Linked DNA regions of Mus musculus: region 1 is linked to region 2. Evidence: chromatin loops called from intact Hi-C (ENCODE). Cell type or tissue: heart. All regions are shown on one strand. Links, peaks and the distances in the headings refer to the core of each region. The heading gives the core; the rest is flanking DNA.

What was found. Hi-C counts contacts between places; a loop is a spot of excess contacts. Peaks named below come from ENCODE experiments on the same cell type or tissue, not always from the same donor. Only the 100,000 strongest peaks of a DNase experiment are listed, where the experiment ranks them.
Region 1: a loop joins it to region 2, with 4 times the contacts of the local background. A loop is called at or near these places in 2 of 42 quality-filtered maps.

The regions. Positions count from the first base shown.
Region 1 is chr2:117,105,778-117,111,165 of GRCm38, forward strand. No RefSeq gene overlaps it. Among named protein-coding and RNA genes, the nearest start is that of Spred1, 13 kb to the right of the region's middle. In heart, for the core only: no CTCF peak of the experiment used is centred there; DNase peaks (open chromatin) are centred at 2,454 and 3,714; H3K27ac peaks cover 235 bases.
Region 2 is chr2:117,019,863-117,025,250 of GRCm38, forward strand. No RefSeq gene overlaps it. Among named protein-coding and RNA genes, the nearest start is that of Gm39912, 39 kb to the right of the region's middle. In heart, for the core only: no CTCF peak of the experiment used is centred there; no DNase peak of the experiment used is centred there.

The DNA.
Region 1 (5,388 bases), core at 274-5,273, 86 kb after region 2:
TGTTCATTACTGCTTCAGGAAAGAAGAAGTGGGTACAAGCTTTTAGGAGCTGACTAAACTGCTCTGTGCTGGGACAACATTACAACAAATGTACTGGGGTTAGTTTATTATAAGCTAAGGATACAGCTCAGGAAACTGAGGCAAAGAAATACATAAGAAGAGGGTAAATAATAGAGCTCTCTGAAGAAGAAACATGAACGACATTAAAGCTGGTAATTAGGGAAGTACAAAAACAAAACCAGCAATAGAGTATTTGGGTAGGGCGTTACAATTAATAAAAATTAAGAAATATCATTATCCTTCCTTATGTGGGTGAATATAAAGAAAATGGTACTGTCATTTGTTACTAGTGAGAAAATAATTGTTTAAAAAAAGACATACTTTAGAGGGAGGATCTTTAAAATGTTTATTCTCAAGTCAGCTGTAGTATTTTACATTCAGGAGGCTGAGGCAGATAGACTCTGGAGTTCAAAGCCATGGGCTACAGAGAAGGCAAGACCCTGTCACAAAAATACAGTAAGTCAGCAAACAAATGAACAAATTCTTCCTTTTAACTTAAGAATGCCACTAATGTAAAGTTTCCTGAGAGAAATCTTTACTTTTAAGTATAAATATACTTAAAGATAAGTTTACAGGGTGTTCACCAAAGCGCTATTTCTGACAGGAAAAGATGAACACAGTAATAAGCAAAGATTGATGTAGAAACAGATCAATAAACAGATGCAGGTAATGTCCTGTATACCCAAACAACAAACTACCATGTGACTGTTTCAAAGAATAAACACTGCTATAAAGCATGCATGAGGCATGGTGTCATTGTGGCATACGCAAACCCATGTTTACTGCCTGCACATTTAGGTATACAGCAGAGGGTCTGAATTCATATGTTCTCAATTACCAACAGTAGTCCCTTGTAGACATGGAGACTTGGTGCCCTCTGACTGCAGAAATTTATGACAGAGTTCCTAGTGCTTATAAAGAACACTTGATCTAATTTAAAAAGCAATTTAGTATCATTTTCTTTGCTCCCTGGGACTCCTGGGAGTGCTGTGTATAACTTGGTTTCTTTTTCCTGTTTCTGTGAGAAATGACTCTGACAAAAGCAACTTAAGGGAGAAAGGGTTTCTTTTCCCTCACAGTTTCAGGATCCAGCTTATCATGGCCAGCAAGTCCTAGCAGTCGGAGGTTGAGGCTCCTGGTTCCGTCACATCTGTACTTTGCAAGCAGAGAGATGGTGAATACTTGCGATCGGTTCATTTTCTTGTTTTGTACAGTTCAGGGTCCCAGCCCAGGGCATGGTGGGCAGCCCTTCTCATTTCAACTAATCTAAGCAAGATGATCCCTCACTATGTGCCAACGGCTTCTCCCCTAAGTGAGTCTAGTCTTACCAAGTGGACAGTTAACCCTAACCATTACAGGATGGAAAGCTCAGGAAAATGTTCAAGTCCGATGGGGCTCAGTTGAGGTGACCACATTTCTTCCTCTGATATTATTTTGTGTGTGTTTTTTAAATTACTGTTTAGAGTTACACATGATGCCTCAGGTTACAGGCACTTCCTTCAGATAGCTAGTTCATAACACAGGATTTCCATCTACTAACGTTGTCGAGATATTTAGGGAAGACAGTATATTTTAAGATATAAGTTTACTGGTCTCTTTCTATTATTCTTTGCGGGGAGAAGGATGGGGTAAATCGACGTCTCAGTCTGGCCTCAAGTGTGCATGCACCGAGGTTGGACCTCATCTCACTGTAAAACCATGACTGATTAAAAGCTGGTGGCATCCCCTACTGCTTCAATCTCCAAGTACCGATCACTATGCCCAGCTAAAGCCTCCTGGATCCTTAATTTGATATTGAGAACATATACTGGAAAGTTAAGAACATTTCTCTTTAAAGGATAAAATAGAGATCGCACAAAGATACAAGTAGTAAAGAAATGTTACATGCACCAAGAAGAAAAGAGAAACATTAGCCAAAGTGCAAAGTGTGCAAGATAGATACAGTCGAGGCCAGGCTGATGGCCTGGGACGATCAAAAGGGATAAGAAAGACAAGTACTGATGGCTAGATTCTGGGCATCAAAGCAAAAACACATTCAATCATGTAAAAGGCCACTTTCTCTGGGAGTTTGGGTATAGATTAGGGATTGCTGGGCTAAGCCAAAAAGGATGGATATGACACACAACTGCTAGAAAATACAACCGAAACAAATATAAGCTGGCTCTGTGCACACTTAGGAGGTCACTGTGTGGTAGGTGCCCCACTGGTTTTCTCCAGTCTCTATCGTTATTTCCTCAGGGCAGGCTGCGGGGGAGGTGCTTTGACAGTCTTTTTTTCTGTAGGGCTTCACACTCAGGCCCTGGTGTACAAAAGCACAGAGAAAATGAGAACCACACACTTGTCAGATCTCTAGGCGCTGGCTGGCCTCTGGGAAGCTGAGTCCACATAAACAGCAGTCAGCACTTTATGTTCACATTCTCTGTGAACACATGGATGGAGTCAAGGTCAAGGATGTCTTTCACTTCCTTGTTCTTATTTATGTTTCACAATAATGCTTCATGGTAACATGCTGTTGTCTTTACTGTGTGAAGCAGAGCTGGCCGCTCCCATGCTAGCCTTCACTTATAGCTCTTACCAGATGACCAGATGACCTCTCCTTATCAGGTGACATCTCTCCTTACCAGGTGACATCTCCCTACCAGGTGACATCTCTCCTTACCAGGTGACACCTCTCCTTACCAGGTGATATCTCCTTACCAAGTGACATTTCCTTACCAGGTTACCTCTCCTTACCAGGTGACATCTCTCCTTACCAGGTGACATCTTCACTACACTGTTTCTTGAAGTCAAGGAGTGTGTTTATTTCATCTCCAGTATGAACCTGGTATTTAAAATGAATATCCCAACAAATGAAGATTTTCTTCTGATAGGCATCTGTGAGTTTATACAGATAAACCAATCCTTTGAGAGTTGAATAAAAATATTCTTGATAGTAAAGTCCAGGTGGCTGGCATGTTTTCAGGAGAGTTTCCATATTCTTTAATGAGTACTTCAGTCTTATACTGTAAGAGATGAGTCATCTTCCTCGTCCTCCCTCTCCTCTTCTTCCTTGGATTTTTAAAATAGGGTTTCTTTGCATAGCCTTGGCTGCCCTGGAATTAGCTCTGCATACCAGGATGGCCTTAAACTCAGAGATCTACTTGCCTGTGCCCTCTGCGGGCTGAAATTAATGGCATGTGCCATCACAGCCCAACTACCCGTTAGACTTTCTAATGACAGCCTTTTACTTGAATGAATAGGAACTCCCAAAATATAGTTATAAATTAAAAGTTGCCTTATGAAGGGTAATGAATTATAACACTCACAGTAACCTCTGAAATATCTCATTTCATAAGTTATCAATAAACTGATACATCTGAATATTGAAATTTTATGAGAAGGACAGATAGCTAATGATAGACTCTAAGCAAATAGAATTAAGAATACTACCATGGTCCAAAACAAGAATAGCTACACACTGCTAAGACGTAGGCTGGGCAAATATTTGCAGAGAGCAAATTTGTTTTCCCAAATCAATTCTAGATCATTATGTAGAAACAGTCAGGAGATGTAAATCTGTAAGCACAGCAAGGCAGGTGAGAAAGAGGCTGCTCAAAGGATGTGGCCTGGCTTGGCAAGGGACCCAGAAGGAAGTCTGGGACAACGCAGCAAAGGAAGGAAGCCTGAAATAAACAAAGATTGGCTAAAACCCAGGAGGCAAAGAGGGTGTGAAGTGGTGTAGGGCCTTTGATAAAGAGGTTTGGAGCCCAGGGTGGCTCTCTAGTGTAAAGGAGAGACAGTATCTGCTCAGCCTTCAGCCTTGGGAGAATAAAGACAGTTCTTTATGGTAAGGTTGATGACTGGCCAGCTGTCACTGCAACTGGAGAACTTATGATTTGTCTTCAGCTTTTTATGAGGGCCTTTTGTTTGTTGTTTTGTGTTTTGAGACAAGGTATCTCTATGTAGCCCAGGCTGTTCTGGAACAGGCTATGTAGACCAGGCTGGCCTGGAACTCACAGAGGTCCACCTGCTTCTGTCTCCTGAGTGCTGTGATTAAAGGCCTGCACCAAGATGCCCAGCTTGTATGAGTAGCTTTATTATATAAAAGTATGTACAATAATACAGTAGATTTCCAAAATGGACACATTTGAGGATATTGCATTTGTTTCAACTAAAAAAAAAGTCATAACAGTTATTACTTGCTAGGCATTCAGTCAGGTGGCATTGTTTAGTAACTAGTTTGCCTTGTGTCTGCAGAACATGGAGTCCTCTGTGGACCTACAGCAGCCCTATGGATCCTGCAGACCGTGGAGTCCTCTGTGGACCTACTGCAGCCCTATGGATCCTGCAGACCGTGGAGTCCTCTGTGGATGTACAGCAGCCCTATGGATCCTGCAGACCGTGGAGTCCTCTGTGGATGTACAGCAGCCCTATGGATCCTACAGATCTCTGGGTCCTCGTGGACCTACAGCAGCCCTGTGGATCCTGCAGAGTGTGGATTCCTCTGTGGACCTACAACAGCCCTGTGGATCCAGCCCAGCCCTATAGATCCTGTGGCACATTGCGCACAGTTACCCTCTTTTCTTGAGCTTCAAGATCCATGAGCAGGTTTTTTTTTTTTTTTTTTTTTTGCCGGGGAGGAGCAAGGGGAGAAGGTCTTAGTCTGTAGCCCAGGATGGCTTGGAATTCACTATGTAGCCTAGGCAGACCTCAAACACACAGCAAGCCTGCTGCTCCAGCTTCACCAATGCTGGGGTTATAGACATCTGCCGTCACACCACGTTGCCTCATTAGAATAGTTTTTCTGCTCTTCAGTCCTATAGTGTAACTATGGAAACAGGAAACTAAAGGGAAGGCCAGGCAAAATGGCTCAGTGAGTAAAGGAGCTTGCCTCCAAACCTGATGATCTGAATCCCATCCCTGAGACTCGCACGCTGGAAGGGGAGAACTCCCTGGAGTTGTCCTCTAACTGCCACATGCATTCCCCCAACCCCAACAGACACAAATAAATGAACATTTCAAAGAAAAGATTTGGGTAGTAAAGATGTTATTCAAAAGAAATAACTTTTTCTCAAATAATTTCTAGCTCTTCTTTCACCTGTATCAATTAAATGTATATATTCTGAAATTGAATTACAATTGCATATATATATATCTTGTCTACCAGGTAAAGAGATGTTACATATAGCTTGTATGTTGCACACAAATGAAGAGTGTTTAAGATTTTTAAAAAGTTTAATAGTCAACTTGACAATTAGAACAAAATGGAGAATTGTAAGAAACTCCAAAACAGTTGTGTTAGAAGTATTGAGCTTTTACACAAACCCAGACAGGAGTGAACAAGTTAAA
Region 2 (5,388 bases), core at 199-5,198:
CCCCAATGGCAAAATGCAAACCCTTAAGTACTTCTGCAAACATATGCAACAATCTCTACAGCTGTCCGGTCCTTGCCTTTGCTGTGTTCCCGCCTATGGACTATTTAGAAAGAACCACATTGAAGAAGGCTGAGGAGTGGGATCAATGGACTCCAGGTGGTTGGGAGAAGAAAACGATTTTGTTTTCTTTTCTGCCTTTTCTCCTTCTGCTCCTCTTTCTTTTCAAATGGAAATTGTTTTCATATGAGACACTTCCTAGCTTGTATCTGGAAAACTGGAAAATCTGTCTGAGGTCATGCTGTAAATATTGAAGAGAAAAAGCTTTCAACCTTGAACTAACAGCTGACTATGAGGATAAGCCAGAGTAAAGCATTCTCAAAATCCTGGTGTCTTGGAAAGTTCACTTCATGCCCTCTCTTGCTGCCGTGGAAAGGCAATCTAAATTCATTCAAAAGCTTGTAACACAGGACCCGAATCGAAGATGATATGTTCAGTGCTGACGAGGTATCAGTGTGTATAGGAGCTTGTGGACAACACTAAGTACCTTGATTTGATTCCCCACCTCCCCCCAATCCTCACATGGTAGAAAGAAAAACCATGCCTGAAACTTGTGTTCTGACCTCCACATGCACACTGTGGCATACAGGCATATCTTCTCTTCAGTTAAATAGATAGATAGATAGATAGATAGATAGATAGATAGATAGATAGATAGAATGATATATATATAAATGTATATAATATATAGTTTCATTAATCATTATTCTTCTTACATTTAGACATAACTTCCTTAATCTTTTTATTGTTGTTTAGTTATTCATCCCTTTTCTATTCTGGATTACAGAATAAGTTTTTTTCCTCATATAAATGTATGCATGCATGTTTGCATGTGCATGGGTGCACATATATGTGCAGGTGCATGTGTACATGTACACATATGCATATGTAAGCCTCAGATTGACATCATAAGACTTCTATCCTTTTCCATCTTACTCGTTAAGATAGGGCCTCAACTGAACTTAGAGCTTGTCTATATGATGCTAGCCAAACTAGCCAACATGCTCCAGGGATCCCCTGATTCAGCCTTTCAAACACTGGAATGACAAGCAGATCACCATGCTCGCCCAACGTGGATGTGGGTTCTGGGGATCTGCTGTATGCAAGACTTTTCGGGAGAAGACATAATGATACACACATTTCTATTCACTCCAGAAAGGAAACCCATGACAGGCTAAAGAACTAACTCTAACTTCTTGAACTAGTGCTAGGAATTACTTACAGAATTATGGATGAGGGAATGGTTGAGAAGATATAGGAGCAGGAACAACCCAAAGACAGCTGCATCACCAAAAAATCCACCCCCCAAATGGATGATGGCTTGTAAAGGTTGCATACCTGGAACTCTTTGTACAACTGGCAGATGGCTGGCCAGGTCAGAGAATCTCCTCACTACAGCTCTGCCCATCAGGACCTCCTCCCGTATCAGTCACTCACTGCTTCTATAACACTAGAGAAGGGCCCTCCAAAATCTTGCAAGTTTTACATGTAAAGTTAGTTTGTCTCCTGAGCCTCATGATCCCTCCTCCCCTCCTCCTAGAAGGATCAACAGGATCTGAATTCTGATTCTCATGCTTGTGTCACAAGTGCTATGATCACCATACCATCTTCCAGCCCAAGAACAAGGTTTTGCTCATTTTCTTAATGACATGAAAAAAAAAAAACAGTCTACTACTACAGTGGGTCGTTACCCCTTTAAGGCTGCATATCAGATATCCTGCATAACAGATAGCTTTATTATAGTTCATAGCAGTAGAAAAAGTACAGCTATGAAGTAGCAACAACATAATTTTATGATATGAAAGAAAAAATTTAAAAATGATATTGGCTTGGAAGTAGAAAAAAGTTCCACAGCAGATGGAACTTTATTAAAGGGTCGCAGCATCAGGAAGGTCGAGAACCACTGTACTATTGATTTCTGTAACATATGCACACTCTACCCTCCAGATGGATGAGTTCCATTTTTACAGTCGTTCTCAAGGGCCTAGAGCTGCTCATTAGTATGGCTGAGTAATTCAGAAAACAGGCCGAGACAGCCGTGCCCCTGAAGCTGCTGATTTGTGTGGGAGTCATGTTTTCCAAGAGACCTCATCTGCCTTGCAGCCTTCAAAACTTCCTACTGGTTTCTTTTTCCTCCAACATATTTGTACATTGTGCCTGTGTTCTTTTTAATCCCCTGAGTTGCAGTGACTCAGTTTGTTTTTCTGTTGCCCACATCCTTTCCCCACAAATTTAGCCAACTGAAAACGAGGTATAGTGGCAAGAAAATCCAGACTCTAGTTCTTCTAGCTTTTGATATCTGCTTCCTCTGTGACTCTAGGGGACTCAAGTTATTGTTCTGCTTTCCTGGTGTTCAAAAGGCTGAAGCAGGAGAATAGCAAGTTGAAGATAGCCTGTACTATTAAACGATCCTGTTGTCAAAAACAAAAGCAATAAATAAATAAATAAATAAATGGATTAGATTAATTCATTTCTAAAGTATAGACTTACCATTGGTGTTAAGGATGATTTATAGTGCAAATAAAATGTTTAATAAATATATACAAGGTATTTTAGAAAAATACAGCTGTTATCAAAACTATTATAAAATTAAAAGATTTAAATAATTTTAATTTACTTATTATTTGAGTGTGTGCTCCTGCACAAGTGCTATGGCCTAGGGAGGTCACAGAACAACTTAAGGGACTTGGTTCTCTCCTTCCACCATAGGAGTTCCAGGGATCAAACCCAGGTTATCAGATATCTTGGCAGCAAGTACCTTTACCTGCTGAGCCACCTAGTTGGCCCAGATATTTTAGCTCACTTAATTTAAAAAAAAAAATCCTAAGCAGACTCAGAATGATGATATCATAAAATTGTGATGATACTTTATTTTTGGGTTTCATTATGTGTTAATCCATTTCTACCCTATAACTTAGCACTGCAAATGCTTAGTTCTTATTCAAAATAGACCGGTTTGGTATGATGAACACACTCACCCATCTAAGGATTTGTGCTTTCAAACTCTTTGTATGTGACTAGAGAGTAGAGATTCATGGCAACAGTCACCTTTTGAGAATGCAGCCTGACCTGTGCTCCCATCTTATTTACAGAATCAAACACATGGCTAACTCAACATTGAGAAAGCTGGGAAACAGAGTCTTCTTGTATAACACTGAGATAAAGAATAGAAATTGATGAATTCATAATGATATCCAATAATAAAATATCTTCCCAGTTTTATAATTAAGTTAATTGTTGTTGGTAAACACCATGACCAAAAGCAACTTACAGAAGGAAGAGTTTGTTTGGGCTTATGGTTCAAGAAGGGCATCTATAGTCACAAGGATGGCGTGGCAGCAAGTGGCTGAGCAAGAGGCCGCTGATCACATTTTAACTGCATACAGGAAACAGAAAGAATAAGCAGGAGGTATGGCTATAAGCCCTCAAAGCTTGTCCCTAGTGATTTACTTTCTCCAGAAAGAATGACTCTTCTAAAGGTTCCATAACCTCCCTAAAATTGGAGAGCAAGTGATCAAATACATGAGTGTGTGTGGGAGTGTGGGTGGGGCATTCTTCATTCATACCTTCACAATTCTCCTTACTCAGGATATTTTTCTTAAAGACACTATCTTAAGAACTGCCTTGTTCTCTTAAGGCTAAAAAGAAACACATGGCCACTAACCATCTCTGCCCACTCCCCCTGAACTCCCCTGTCTATACAATTCATAGGAGCTGTGGTTCATTAATGACTCACCCATTCATTCTTTGTGGTGGCTTATTTTCACTCCATAGTCATCTTTGAGATTCACCCAGGCTATAAGATGTCATCAGTACTTACAACTTTTCAATCGCTAGTTATGCTCCATTGTGTGGTATGTCTCCTTGCTTATACATTCATCTACTGATGAACATTTGGGTTCTTTCTACTTTTTGGTAATTATAGGCAATGCTGCTATAAGCATCCATGTTCAGACCCGTGTTTTCATTGGCATATAAGTAGTAGTAATGACTTTGTTGCCCTGAGACGAAGTACCAAACTGTTTTCTGAAATGAACAGCACAAACACAAACAGAAAAAAATAGGCAAAAAGATTTCAGCAAAACCTAGTTGTTTTTTCCTAAACAAAACAAAACAAAACAAAATAAAACAAAACAAAACACTAGTAATCCAAGATTTGAATTTCTCCATGTGTTTACCAACATTTCTCATTATTTTACCTATAGACATCCTAGAGGATATGAAAAAGTATCTCATGAGAAGTCTATTTGCATTTCTCTCGTGTACATATTGGCTGTTTGTATTTCTTCTTCAGACAAATGGCTATTCAGATCCTTTGACCACAGTAGGATATTTTTCTTTTTTTTTTAATTATTGAGCTATAAGAGCACTTTACATATTTTAGATAATAGCCTTTATCAGAGTGGTTTCCAAAGTTTCTCCCATGCCACAGATTGACTGCTCATTTTCCGGGTGGGTTTTTGTTTTGTTTTGTTTTGTTTTGTTTTGTTTTGTTTAGGAAAAAACAACTAGGTTTTGCTGAAATCTTTTTGCCTATTTTTTTCTGTTTGTGTTTGTGCTGTTCATTTCAAATTTAAGAAACAACTGCCTGATCCAAGGTCATGTCTACATTACCTTCTAAGCACTTTATATTTTCATGTTTTACATTTAGTCCCTAGCTGGAAAGGAAACCTTAGAAGTGTATCTATTTGTAAACTACATGATCTTGCACTTGGGAAACTATATAGATTTAATATATATTTACTATGTTTTCTACCATCAAGGAGGTACAGCAGAACTTTCTGGTCCTCACATGAATGTAGGCTTACATTATTCAAAACCTACGTTTAGTAAGGATTCTTTAACACTTCAACCTCCCTTCTAGCCTACCACCCACAAGAGGTAGGGAAAAAAAAGGTTAAGAGGGAAATAGGGATTGTGGACATGTTTAGAAATAGTTCTTTAAGGCGATTCCAACCTTCGTTGTCAGTAGTCCAGTCCACTTGGCGAACACCAAACACGAATCAGTCGCAGTGATTCGATCTAGAAGAAACAGTGAGGCTCCACCATTCTGCACCAGTCTGCGGAAAGGGCAAGAAGCAGCGGGAATACCACCAGAAGTTCTTTGGTGCATTACTCTCGTCAGTCATGATAAGAAAAGAAAAGCGAAGAAAGCATGGTGACCTAATGAAAGAAGGAGTGTGTTAGCAAAGACCAGCCTCAGTGGAGCCCAACAATGACTAGCAAAGAGTTGCAAGGCAAACCAATGCATGAGTGTCCTCCACTGTCTGTTGGGTTCTACTTATACTCTTTCCGAACATCACACGTCTCGCATCTCACAAGCGTCGGCCC